Linked DNA regions of Mus musculus: region 1 is linked to region 2. A link is a contact called in ENCODE Hi-C or POLR2A ChIA-PET data. All regions are on one chromosome and are shown on one strand. The core of a region is the stretch at or near the end of the contact, and the rest is flanking DNA. Distances in the headings are between cores, read along the strand shown.

Region 1 (7,005 bases), core at 736-3,235, 440 kb before region 2:
TGCCCTCCCACTAGCGACGTTTCTTTCTTAGATAATGGTTCTTCAGACACTGACCCTGTTCACCCTTTTCTGAAGCTACACTCTCCCAGGTTTTAAGTTACCTGGGGAAAGCTGCAGACCTCAGCACTGTTCTAAGACTGGACTTGAGGGTAAGAATGTAAGCATCATTCTTGATGCTGTTCCGTATACGAAATGGGTGCCTCCTTCATTAAATGCCCCTGAGAAGTAAACTGGTTTTTGTTGTACAGCAAATTTACATAGTTCTGTTTGGGGTTTGTAGCAGATTAAAAGCAAATCACATATGGCCCGTACTGGCAGGGATCATATCCCGAGACCTTGGCATTATTAGCACCACCCTCTAACCAACTGAACTTACCGACCAACTGAAGGACAGCTTTCTATCTAGCCCTATAGATATACAACATGTACTTGTCAGTTGATTTTTTTTTCCCAAAAAGATTTTGCTGAAGGGACCCTGTTATAGCTGTCTCGTATGAGGCTATGCCAGTGCCTGGCAAATACAGAAGTGGATGCTCACAGTCATCTATAAGATGGAACACAGGGCCTCCAATAAAGAAGCTAGAGAAAGCACCCAAGGAGCTGAAGGGGTCTGCAACCCTATAGGTGGAACAACAATATGAACTAACCAGTACCCACAGAGCTTGTATCTCTAGCTGCATATGTAGCAGAAGATGGCCTAGTCGGCCATCAATGGGAAGAGAGGCCCCTTGGTATTGCAAACTTTATATGCCCCAGTACAAAGGAATGCCAGGGCCAAGAAGCAGGAGTAGGTGGATAGGGGAGCAGGGCGGAGGGAGGGTATAGGGAACTTTCAGGATAGCATTTGAAATGATATAAAGAAAATATCTAATAAATAAATAAATAAATAAATAAGAATGCTCATTTTGGGCTGGAGAGATGGCTCAGTTTTTAAGAGCACCAACTGCTCTTCCAGAGGCCCTGAGTTCAGTTCCCAGCAACCACATCATCTCAACCATCTGTAATGGAATCTGACGCCCTTTTCGGGTGTGTCTGAAGACAGCTACAATGTACTCATATATGTAAAATAAATACATAAATCTTTTTTTAAAAGAATTTTCATTTTTCTTGCCTTTCTTTACTTCTATTTTCAAGATTTCTTGAAGCTGGAAAATTTTATGAACCACGCGTTGTTCTAACTAGAAAGTTTCTCTGAGCAGAAAGAAAATTCTGTAAGAGAGTAACAAATATCTCGTTGCAATGATTCCTGACCAGTTTGTGGAACCCAGAGATACTGGTCACAGCACAGTCTACTGGCTCAGTAGTCATAGAGACAAGACGCTCTCTAGCCACGACGGAGTTCGCCTGTTGCACAGTTCTCCTCGTTGCCTCTAAGTGACAATTTGATAACCTTTCCTATTTTTACTGAATTTCGGAATCCTCCCGCCAAAAACATTTGGGTAACACAGTGGGGTTGTCCAACGCTCATTCCGTCCTCCTTTAATGAAGTAGCGAAGGAATAAAAAACTTGAGATTCTGAAATGAGTATTTTCAGGTCACCCAAGAAATACTTACGTCTGGCACTTACGGTCTGAGCATCTCCAGAGCCTCGGCGACAAAAGGGACAAACCCAAGGCGATTCGCACGGAGTCGGACGGAGCCAGCGCTGACCACTGCAGGACCCGATGCCTGGATTTCCCTTCTACCAGGATAGAATGAGCCAGCTTGAAGTCTCCTCATCCTGACGTCTAAGGCAGCCCCTCGTCGCTGAGACAAGGAACTTTGGTGACAACCAAATCTGTGACTCCGAAGTCGCCCTCAACTTCCGAGTCTGTAACTGAGACCAACGCAGAGCATCTGCCTCCACCTCCCAGTCGTTTGTTCTTTGGTGAAAAGACGCTGTTCTGCCGTTCTTTGATGAAAAGACACCGTTGGTCCTGTTCTCCAGGGACCCTCTGAGCTCCAGTCCCCTAACGGGTGGTCTTGCTGTGGTGACAACCACCAAGTAGACCGAACAAAGGAGGATTCGAAAAAGGCGCGACGCGTGAAACGTCACGCACAGCTCCTAGAAACGTCACAAGCCACCGCACCACACTAAACTCAAAACTGCTTTTACAGCCAAGCTGTCTCCGACAGCCGGTCCACAAGCTCTGCCGGGTCATTTCACACTGTCAGGGATATTGATTCAGTAACCGTCCAAGGTTAGAAAACCCGTGAGCGCGCAGCTGAAGAGGACCTTACAAAACCTTCTCTGAAGTTAACCTCGGAAATCCTCGTCCTATATGCCCCATGAATTGCGTCTCCGACTGGATTATCCAAACTAGTGAGCCTCTGCCGAGTGTGCACAGCGGACTTGGGCACAGCGAGCTTGATTATATTTCAGCAGGGTAGTTAACTCTTTGGGTGATATGGGGAAATGGAAATCTCATTCACTGACCTAGAATGAGAGGGAAGAGATGAGTGCCGGCATCCTGCTCTTTATGTCCTTCCGGAACTCTCCAATCTGTGTCGTGGAGTATTCACCACAGAAGACTTCTTGGATATGAATTTCAGCCAAGTCTTCATTAGCCGGCAGTGACCACGCTGAATTTCAGGATCCAAATGTAGCACCGAACCTTTCACATGGTGAGCCTTTAAGCACAAAAACCATGCCATGGGTTGACGTACTTCAGTTAACACAAACAGCCAGAAGCAGAACTACAAAAGCCAAGGGCAAAGTTTTAGAGCCTTTTCCAGAAGTATGGACTTTGATTGACTAGGTCTTTGTTTTTGTTTTAGCAGGCAGTGCTGTCTACATGTTGAGTTTTTGTCCTGAATGGTACTTCCACCATGGAGTCTGTTGTGCTAAGGACTGGGGGCCTACTAAGGTCTGGACTCCTGTTATAGCCCTAGACTTCCATGGGCATTGTCCTCTGGTAAGTATCTTCAAGTAGGGTATATTTGCTGGTTAAAAAAGCAAATAAAAGTCATACATACATACATACATACATACATACATACATACATATCTTTTATATTAAAATATAAATAAAAGCTGGGTGGAGGTGGTACATGCTGTTAATCCCAGCACTTGGTAGGAAGAAGCAAGCAAATTTCTGTGAGTTTGAGGTCAGCCTGGTCTACAGAGGGGACTTCAGGACAGCCAGGGCTATAAAAAGAAACCCTGTCTCAAAAAAAAAAAATTAAAATAAACAGTTTATATATACACATGTGTACATGTCTGCTCCTGTGTAAAGACCAGGGAACAACATGTCCTTCTTAAGCCACCATTGGGTGTTTTGATTTTTGTTTGGGGACAGTATTCCTTTGGCCTGTAACATGCTGACTAGGCTAGACTAGTCCAAGGAACCCCAGGCACCGTCCTGGCTCTGCCTGTCTACAGTCAGGACTACAAACACAGCCCACCACACCAGCTCTTCTTTTTTCCTTCTGTTTAAATTTTAAAGATCAAACTTGGATCTAAAGAATGGCTTGCATTTTCCTAAGTGAGAGTTTATCTGATGAGCAGAGTTACAAGTCTGGCTCTCTTACCCACCCTCTTCCCAGATGATTTCCTGCTCGTCTTCCTTCTGAATACCTGACCCACACTCAGGCAATCTGAAAGAATACTTTTCCTAAGCTCCCTGAGCAGAGTTTGTGAATATAAATAAAACAAAGGTTGTCACAGGCATACTTCATCAATGGCACCTCTTGACTCAATTTCCAAGCTATTTTCCACCTTATATTCACAGGCTGAAGTCTGGCTTTCTGACAAAATACTAATTTTTTTTTTTTTTTTTTTACTGAGTCCCTAAAGAATTCTAAACCTAAGTATGCAAGTGTCATTTAGAAAATTACTATCTTTTGGATACACATATTCACACACACACAAATTTTGTTTGCTTTTTTGACATATTTTATATATCTATATTATATAAGCAATATATTTTAATATCTGTATATATTATTTTGCTCATTTAAATTTCTGTAGATGCTATGTGTACTTGAGAACATGTGAGTGCAAATGCCTAAGGTGGCCAGAAGAAGATATTGGATTGCCCTGACTAGGTGCTGGGAACCAAACTCCGTTCCTTTGCAAGTGTGTGCTCTCAACCACCTCTACAATGTGGTTTTAAATTATAACATCTGTCTCTGTTCAAAGAAACTGTGTGAGACTCTGGGTTAATCACCAGCCACGTGACTTAGCTCACTTATATAGAGCACAGTCAGCATGCTGCAGAGGTTCTTGGGTTCCTAAGGGATGGCTGCCTTCAGGAGTTTCTGCAGGTACCTGCCCCTGCCCTTACCATCTGTGTCTTTCCCCATCCCATCTCATGCAATTGACTCAACTCCTCTCAAGTGTGGAATATGACTCATAAAAGGAGACATGCTCTATTAATTCCATGAGTCCATACAACCATTCTTTCCCATTCTTAGCAGACAGACAGCCTCATAAGCCAGGGTCCTCAAGCCTCATTCCCCAGGCACTTACAGCTCCATGGAAGGCACTGGCTAATGTCTGTTCCCATCAGTCACTCGGAGGGCAATGCCCTTCTCCTCTTCCCTAGTGACATTTCTTTCTTAGATAAGGGTTTTTCAGACCCTGTCTCTGTCCACTTATTTTTTTTTTGAAACTGTGCTCTTCTTCAATATTTCTAAATTACCTGGCTAGCATTCATCGTTCTGAAAATCTTTTTTACTTGTTTTATTTTTGTCTGAGATCTCTCTCAATCTTGGCTGTCCTGTAGCTCAGTATGTAGGTTATTGGGCTGGCCTTGTCATTCCACAGATCTTAAACAAAGCCGCTACCAGTGATGCTAGCTATGCTCAGAGAACATGACCATGTTTCAGTATTAAACCAGAACCCTGCTTGGGTGAGAAACAGGTGTGGAACTCCTCTGAGCTCTGCACCTCCTCTACTCCCTTGACACTTGAATATTGAGACAGTCTGCAGGAGGATGAAGCAGAGTATGAGTCTTTGGAGAAGAAGGAGCCTCCGCTGAGAAATGCTTACACAATTTCTGGATGTAGGCAAGCGTCTAGGGCATTTTCTTAATTAGTGATCATTTGGGGAGGGCCCAGCCCATATTGTGTGTGTTGGGGTGAGGGGAGTCACCCCAGTGCAGATGGTCTGGGGTTCTTTAAGAAAGCAGGCTGAGCAAAGCACAGGGCCCAAGCTAGTAAGCAACACTCCATGGGCTCTGCATCAGCTCCTGCCTTCAGGTTTCTGCCCTACTTTGAGTTTCTATCCTGACTTCCTTTGATGATGAACCGTGATGTGAAAGTGTAAGTCAAACTAACCTTTTCCTCCAAAGTTGCTTTGGTCATGGTGTTTCATCACAGCAATGATAACCCTAGTTAGGACAACCTGTATGAAATTTTCAAAGAAAAAAAAGAAAGCTGAGCCCTGATTTGTTTGTTGTCTGGCTTTATCAATCATCACTGTGTGATTAGTGCTACTGAGCCTTGGCTTTATCAGTAAGATAGGAATAATGATATATAGGCTTATGAAAAAAATAGGTTGAGAGAAATAATGTCAATAAGATCCTTAATAGGTTCAGAGGTCATAGACGTGGAAAAGAAGGAACAAAACAAACAGGAAACACAATATCAATATCATGTGTTAATATCAATAAAATGTACTGATATTAATATAATGTGCTAATATAATGTGCCAATTGTGGCATTTTGAGGATAATGTCCAAAGCAACATGACTGGACCTGCAAATTTGCATCACCTGTCCTGCAGACTCCCAAGACTGGTGTGAACTGTTTATACCTTTAATTATTCAATGATAGACACTGTTCCAACAAGATAGGGTTGACTCAGGAGAGGAAAAAAAATATACAACCATGGAGTAAAATAAAAAAGGTAAGACTGAAAGTAGTACCAGAGACTAGGCATCCCTAAATCTTAGTTTCAAGACTTGTGAAGCTCTTCAAAAATGCCTGTGTGGAAATTTCCCCGTCCCAAAACAAACACCTCAAAATGCAAGAATTTGCAGTCTGAAGGCAAAGCAAGGTCAAATGGAAGATAGTGAATGCGAATCCTTACTATAAGACAGTGAGAGAGCTGAGGCCTCGTAGCCTTCTTAGCGCAGTAGGCAGCGCGTCAGTCTCATAATCTGAAGGTCCTGAGTTCGAGCCTCAGAGAAGGCAGTTTTTGCTAGTAAGTCAACATTCTTGAAATTACCTTCACGAACTCGTATAAAACTCTTTACTGACCGAGAACTACCTTCCTAAATATCCTTCTCTGTGCTCATCTTTATTTAGTTCAGAGCCAGTCTTTATGGAGCTCAGAGCCACAGAGTACAGAGGCGTTATGGAGGTTAGTGAATGGAATTGTCCCCGAGCGGATCCACAGACCGGCTGGTGCTGCAGAGAAATAGGATACGAATGCTCAGTAGGTCAGTGAGAACCCTCTTAGATACCGGCATCTCCTTCTCCTGACGCTTGCTACTTACTGAGCGACTGGAAGTCAACTTTGTGGATAGCTAGAAGATTGAGGTCGCTTAAATGAGAGATGTACTGGAGTAAACTGGAAAACAAGCTAAACCTTGACAAAATTAGGGTGAATCCAGCCCGGGAGTCAGGTGGATCTATCTGGGCGGAGAAATACAAAGCTTCTGTGTTCCTGAGGAGGACAGGACACCCAAGAAACCTGTAGGAATAGTCCAAGAGTGGTCTGACCCGGAAAAGCACTGTCTTCAAGTAAGAGTTAGTTGCACTTCTAGCTACTTCAACTTTTGCCTGAGAATTCCTCAACCTTCCAAGAAAAAAAAAAAAACAAAACGACACGCATAATGACATCAGGATAATCTGCTATGAAAAAAACCCGCTGATGGCCAAAAATGATAAAGGATAAAAACACCTGTGCCTCGAGGGGAGGGATCGAGGTGGGTGGAGGGGGCGTGGCAGCAACCAGGTGTGGTGCTGCTGAGTCCACCCTCAGGGAAAAAAATGTTTCTCTTAAGAATATAGTTCCAGCAAGCAGACAAAACAGGTGTTCTGTTAAATTTCTGCCCTTTCATTAATTAGAATTCCTGT
Region 2 (6,461 bases), core at 1,883-4,382:
GGGTCCAGGTCAAAAGGTATCACACTTGCTTAGCTTACCTATTAAACAAACCAAACCAAACAAAAAGGAAGAAAAGGTATATGTCTAGGTATTTGATTTCCTAGAGGCTGCTGTAGATAGCTCTGCCTGGCAACGATATGTCATCCACATATGGTGTCTTATGGTCATGATGTCCCTTGAATGCCCAATATCTAAACATTTGGTTTTTGCTGTGCTGGCATTCATGTCCCCTGCTTAGCTGTTATGAATAAATTATATATATATTACTCTCCTCTGTAACAAAGTAGTGTTTTAGGTACAGTTTGCTGAAAGGCAGCAAACTTGCTATTTTTCTGTAAGAATCAGATGAGCAGTCTTCAAGGGTCTGGCTCTTCTTGCCTCATTGTCCTTACTAGAAGCATGCATTTAAAACCTGGATTCTACATTCAGTCATTTATTTGAAGATTTAATAGAATTTCATAATATAACAAATATAATAATATCTTAATAAATAATAAAATCGTGCATCTTCTTTGAGAGACCTCAGTAGTGGATAGTCTGCAGCAGCAGATAGTAGTCACTGTGTGGGAAGCTTGCACAGGCTCAGATTCTATCATAAGTGCCTACTAGGCCATCTCAGATGAATCTTTTTTTCCATTTGAAATTGGAATCTACACCATCTATCTTTTATGATTATCATTAGAATATATTCCAATGCATAGTTTCAATTTTTCTGAGCTATATATTGTTTTTTAATAAAAATTTTAAATAACTCAAACAAGCTTCTGAAATTACATCTTACTTAGCATCACTTAATTGCATAGACTCTGCTCAGTTTATAAATTATCACCATGTACTTAAAAATCTTTTAAGGATTTGTTGTTGTTTTTGTTCTTAGGAAGTAGTATGGTCTAATATCCCCCTATTCTCTCTATAGAGCAGGAAAAACAAAAACAAAACACAAATAAACTGATTTTCAAATTTTGCTAAAATAATATTGATCTTCCTTTAGTGTTCTACTATACCTTCCTCTCTGCACTCCACTTGGAATAAAAACACTTTTTTAAAAAATTGGGTCTTTCTTTATGGTAACTTATAGCTTTGTATTATATAACTTGTAAGTTATATAAAAAAAAATATGTTTTTGCCAAATCCATCCTAAAGCCCAGGTGGAGGGTCTAACTGTGAAGTTTTACCTTGCTATATATATGTAATTAAACAGATAGTATGCATTTGAGATCTATAGTAAACATGATTTCTATCCTCCAGGAACTGCACACAGAATGATATCAGGCACATGATAATGTTTACAGCTAGTACTCTTGAAGAAAACAGTTTTGTTATGGATATTTGTATGAAAGTTCAAGGCTCTTAAAGACAACTTGGAAGTCAAGTTTTAAGATCTGCTGTTTAGATTACAAGTTTTAACAATAAAAATCATACACAGTGGCACAAACCTGCTACTTAGCTGAGGAGACTGAGGCCAGAGAATTGCAACTTCCATCTAGGGTTACATAGCAAGGATCTTTCAGGGAAAAAGGAAGAAGGGGAAGAGAAGTGGGAGGAGGAGGAAAAGAAGTGGGGGGAGGAGGAGGAGGAAGAAGGAGAAGATGGACTAGAAATAGAAAATGGAAAGAAAAAGAGCACAGAAAGACAGAAGTTAGCAGTGGGCCTTACAGTGTTGACTGGGAGAGGCAACTTCCGAGTATTCAGAGTGTCTTAGTAAAATTAAACATATGCAAAATAAGTGAATGGAAATTCATAAACTGAGCTGTAGCATGGCTGCATTGTGATTGTTAATTCACCTTGGGAAATGGACCAACAGTTCTTAAATCTTCACCCATGAAATACAAAACAAGATCTGTCACTATACTTCATTACATGCTGTAATAAAATGTAATCCTTATACACATTTGGTGATACTGATAGTGTGTTGGAAATAATAACCTGATAAGGAAATACTTCTAGGAAGAGTATTAAAATAGTGTTTATTTGGGGTTTCTATTGCTGTGATAAAACACTACTATCAAAAGCAACTCAGGCAGGAAAGGGTTTATTAGGCTTACAGTTCTGCATCACTGTTCATCACTGAAGGAGGTGAGGAATAGGAAATCAATCAGGGAAGGAACCTGGAGGCAGGAGCTGGTTGCAAAGGCCATGGAAAGGTGCTGCTTACAGACTTGCTCTATGTTGACCCTCCCCCCAGCCTGTTTTCCTGTAGAACACAGGCCCACCAGCCCAGGAACCGCACCACCTACAATGTGCAGGACCCTTCCCTCATAAGGCACTAATTAAGAAATCCTCTACTGATTTGTCTACAGATTCATTTTATGGAGGAATTTTTTCAAATGAGGTTCCTCCTGTATGATGGCTCTAGTTTGTGTCAAGTTGGAATAAAACTATCCAGCACAAATAGTAACAGGTAAAAATATTTATGTAGTACTTCTTTGAAACAATCTCTTCTAATGTAGTACCCAAGCAAACAAACTGTGGGCACCATTATCAGACAAGTTTTATAAGTATAAAGGGGGAACAGGAAAATGACCAGTTCCAATATCTCTGAATTCATTACTTTGAACGAGAGCATACACTGTGTAGGGGTGGCAAAATAGAATACAAGCATCATGCAGTTTTCCCGCTCTAATAAAAAATATAGCAATCCAAACCAGCAATGAATGGATTCCAGACAGGGAATAGCCAAGTGCATCTATATGACTAGGCAAAGGGGCTTGACCTATGTTGACAAGTAGAATTTTAATAAATTCTACTTATACCGATTCTATTTCAATTTCTATTAAAAAAATTCTCTTGTAATTTATTTTTAAAAGTATCTTTCACATTTGAATTTTTAGGTTTTAAGAAACAATAATCACATGGTCTTTTGGCACCTGTTGAATTTTTTAAAAAGATGTTTTAAACCTAAATACTTTACAGGGGTATTTGTTTTAATCCTCCAGGTACTGGTCCATAAAAATGTAACTCCTTGCTAAAATCCTTATAGAACAATATAACATATAATAAAAGCAGTATACTCAAATCTGGGGAAACCTGAGAGACTCCATGTCTGCATGTGCCCTATACAGTACTCCAGAGTCACCGCCCTGAAATGGGCTGAGCAAAAGAAGCCTTTGGTCCCCGCCCACTTGAAGTTCTCAACCAGGTCCGATAAGAGCCTATAATAACACAGCGAATTCTTAGTTCACCAGCTTCCTACTGAAAGCTTGTAAGAATTTAACTATGTCTGGTCGCGGCAAGGGAGGAAAAGGCCTGGGCAAAGGTGGCGCTAAGCGCCATCGCAAAGTGCTGCGCGACAACATCCAGGGCATCACCAAGCCCGCCATCCGCCGCCTGGCCCGGCGCGGGGGAGTGAAGCGCATCTCCGGCCTCATCTACGAGGAGACCCGCGGTGTGCTGAAGGTGTTCCTGGAGAACGTGATCCGCGACGCCGTCACCTACACGGAGCACGCCAAGCGCAAGACCGTCACCGCCATGGACGTGGTCTACGCGCTCAAGCGCCAGGGCCGCACCCTCTACGGATTCGGGGGTTAAGGGACTAAAGCGATTTTCTTAACTGTTACAAAAGGTCCTTTTCAGGACCACTCACTGAATTCCTTAAAAAGCTGTGCATTTTGCTCCCTCACCCTTCCCCCACACTGGCAGCGGCCCTCACTAATAGCTTCAGCTTTAACTCAGGCTGTGGATAGTCAGCATAGTTGAGATTCCCCACCCCCACCCCTCCAGGCTGAATTTGTGCACAAAGTACAGCCTCACCTTGTACAAATTGTTAAAAGTAGGACACTTCAAGGCTCTTTTCTCAGGATTGGTTCAAGGACGGTTAAACAGTCTTGAAAACCTGGAATTTTGGGGAAAGGTGTTAGAACCTCTAGGTTCAACGACTCATTACCACCGCCTGAAAATAACCTTGGGTAGGTGAACAAAGGTAACCATCCAGATGAGAATTTACTAAAGAAACAGGCTCATCGGGTCCTGGAGGTAAAAACAATTGAGTAAAGAGTGAAGCTTTGATACACATGATGTTTTCTTGACCAGCCCTTTCAAACAGTTCATTAAAACAAATATTGACATAAAATCTACATCGTATTAATTACTACAGGTAATGCCAGGATAATATAAAATGTAAGGATGTGTAATACAGGTTATTTTGTATATACCACTGACACCATGTACAGGGCTTCAACATTTTCATATAGTGGTATGGGTCTTTAATTCTGTTCCCATGAATTTTGACAGTCGACTAAATAGTGAAACTAAATGAGATTAATGGCATAAAACACAATGTAGTGTAACATTTGTAGCGTGAAGAAACAAACTGATTTACATCCAAAACGAAGTTTTAGCCAACACACTACACACTGACCAACAGCTGTCATCCCAGTACTCCAGAAATGGATGCAGAAGTCAGCATATGTTCTGTGCCATTCAGAGACTCAGAAATGATAGTATATGCCAGTATGTGTTATATACTCTTAGTTCTTGGACCCTTTCATCAGCCCTAGAACTGCATCTTGTTAACAATGGAACACTAAAAAAAATACACAATTGTTGTTAATAGCACAGGGTAGAACTATTCAGGCATTTGTGATTAACTCTCTTTTCTGTAGCCTCTTTGTTAAAACACTTTTCTTCCTGCTATAACGCATAGGTACTGTAAAATAGTTTATGTTCAAATATAACTCCATGGCCTGCTTGAGATGCTAGAACCAACCATCTTGCTGCAGTGTCAAAATCTATAACAGTGTCTGCTTCTTGCCACTCAACATCCCAGCAGAATTAGAATTTTGCTCAAGTAATTCTGAGTTACCATACTAGTCACAATAAATAGTGCTGCCTTAAAAAACACAGTTCTCATTTCAAATAGAATTAAGAGATGTTTTACTTGAGAGCTAAATATGAATGCTCATGGCCTAGGAACACAAATTCAGATTCTTCCAAGTACTGTAGTTTGCTTTGGGAGTGTTCCATGACATTTTACTAGTTATACTTGACTTTTTTTAATATTATTGTTTTAGATGGTTTGCCTACATGTATTTCTGTGCCTCTTTTATGATTGGTACTCAGAGACCAGCAGTGGGAACTGGGACTCCTGGGACTGCAGTTACAAGAGATTTTGAGACACCATGTGGGTGCGGGTGCGGGTGCGGGTGCTAGGAATCAAATGTAGGTCCTCTGGAAGAGCAGCCAGTGCTCTTAACCACCGAACCATCTGTTCACTCTTCTTTTATCTTTTAAATTTTACATTTAAAAAATTATTTTGTGATCTTGTGTGTGTGTTAGTGTACACATACGAAAGCATACGTGTGGGTATCAGAGGATAACTTAGGAAAATTGAGTCTCTCCTTCTAGCTCCAAGAGCTTAAATTCAGGTCTTCAAGCTTGGCAGCAACTTTATCAGATAAATCATGTCACTGAGTTCTTTTGTCTTGGTATATAAATCATGTTAGCCTGGAACTTACTATGTAGCCCAGTCTCATCTTAAATTCATGACCTATATGAAGGGTTTTTAAAGTGAATATACATCATGAATCATTTTATGCACATCCCCAGGCAAAAGCCACACTATGGTGCTGCCATAATTAATTCCTCAATTAGGAATGACAATTGGTAATGTAAGGAAAAGTGAGAGGTTCCTATCCACAGTAGAGGTCCACCAAGGAGATATATATGTTAGGAATATTTTGGAAAAAGGCCAAGCCACCTTAAAGGCCCACGTGATTACTGCGATCCAAGATCTGCATCTACATGACATTTACTGCTCATGAGAATCCATTGTTTTCTGCTGGCCTCAGGGAGCGGCTGGCACATTACCTAATAGCAAAGAAATACCTCCCAAAGGAATTTAGAGGAGGGATAAAATGATCAATCACCATCAAGAGAGATCACATTTTCTTGTTCTTCTGTCTGCTCTCCTCCTGAAACTTTCCAGGATGTATTATCCATGAATTATATGCATTAGTTTAAGATGAAGCTATGCTGAATAGTTCATTTTTCTACCAGAAATTCACGGTTGGAAAACAGGAATTCCCAAATCAAGGAGAGATACTTAGACCTAGCTAATAGCGACAGGATGAGGTTCAAAACTCTCCTTTTTAAATGATGACTAAAATAAAGACAATCGAAAGAAAAAATACATAGACAACAAAACCACAAGAAGATGAAGATGGAGGAGGAAGGCAAAAAAGTGCCAGCAAGCTGGGTGTGGTGGTAAACAGTAATGCTAGAACTTGGGTGAAGGATCAAGTTGTCTAGGCCATTCATTGCAGGAAAAGTTATTTTCCTATTTTCAGTCACAAAGTGAGCTCACATCCCCTTCACCTGTGCTCTCAAACTGTCACTGCTTCACCCCAAAATTGTAGCAGCTTTCCTCAATCTGCCTACACTGGCCAATCACATTAACAAAAATCAGACTACAGGAAGCTATTCCAAGAACACCCCTGCCTTTACCAACCTTGGCCACGGGGTGA

Evidence for each region. A loop is a pair of places that touch in the nucleus more often than their neighbours do. ChIA-PET counts read pairs that join two places held with the same protein, here RNA polymerase II (POLR2A).
Region 1: a map of T-helper 17 cell shows a loop between it and region 2 (10-fold over the local background). The contact joins the promoter of 4930557F10Rik here to the promoter of H4c2 in region 2. A Hi-C loop is called at or near these places in 1 of 37 maps with a recorded cell type or tissue (T-helper 17 cell). POLR2A ChIA-PET finds 5 or more read pairs at or near these places in 2 of 5 experiments (both embryonic stem cell).

Annotation. Positions count from the first base shown.
Region 1 is chr13:23,311,422-23,318,426 of GRCm38, forward strand. It overlaps 4930557F10Rik (RIKEN cDNA 4930557F10 gene), which reads right to left and starts at 1,986. Exons shown (of 2, transcript NR_126444.1): 1 at 1,568-1,986. 4930586N03Rik (RIKEN cDNA 4930586N03 gene) reads left to right here and starts at 2,104. Exons shown (of 4, transcript NR_131052.1): 1 at 2,104-2,604; 2 at 2,758-2,894. n-TMcat12 (a tRNA gene) reads left to right here and starts at 6,045; the gene lies at 6,045-6,117.
Region 2 is chr13:23,753,805-23,760,265 of GRCm38, forward strand. H4c2 (H4 clustered histone 2) reads left to right here and starts at 3,133. Exons shown (of 1, transcript NM_178193.2): 1 at 3,133-3,582. The coding sequence starts at 3,217. The coding sequence ends at 3,528.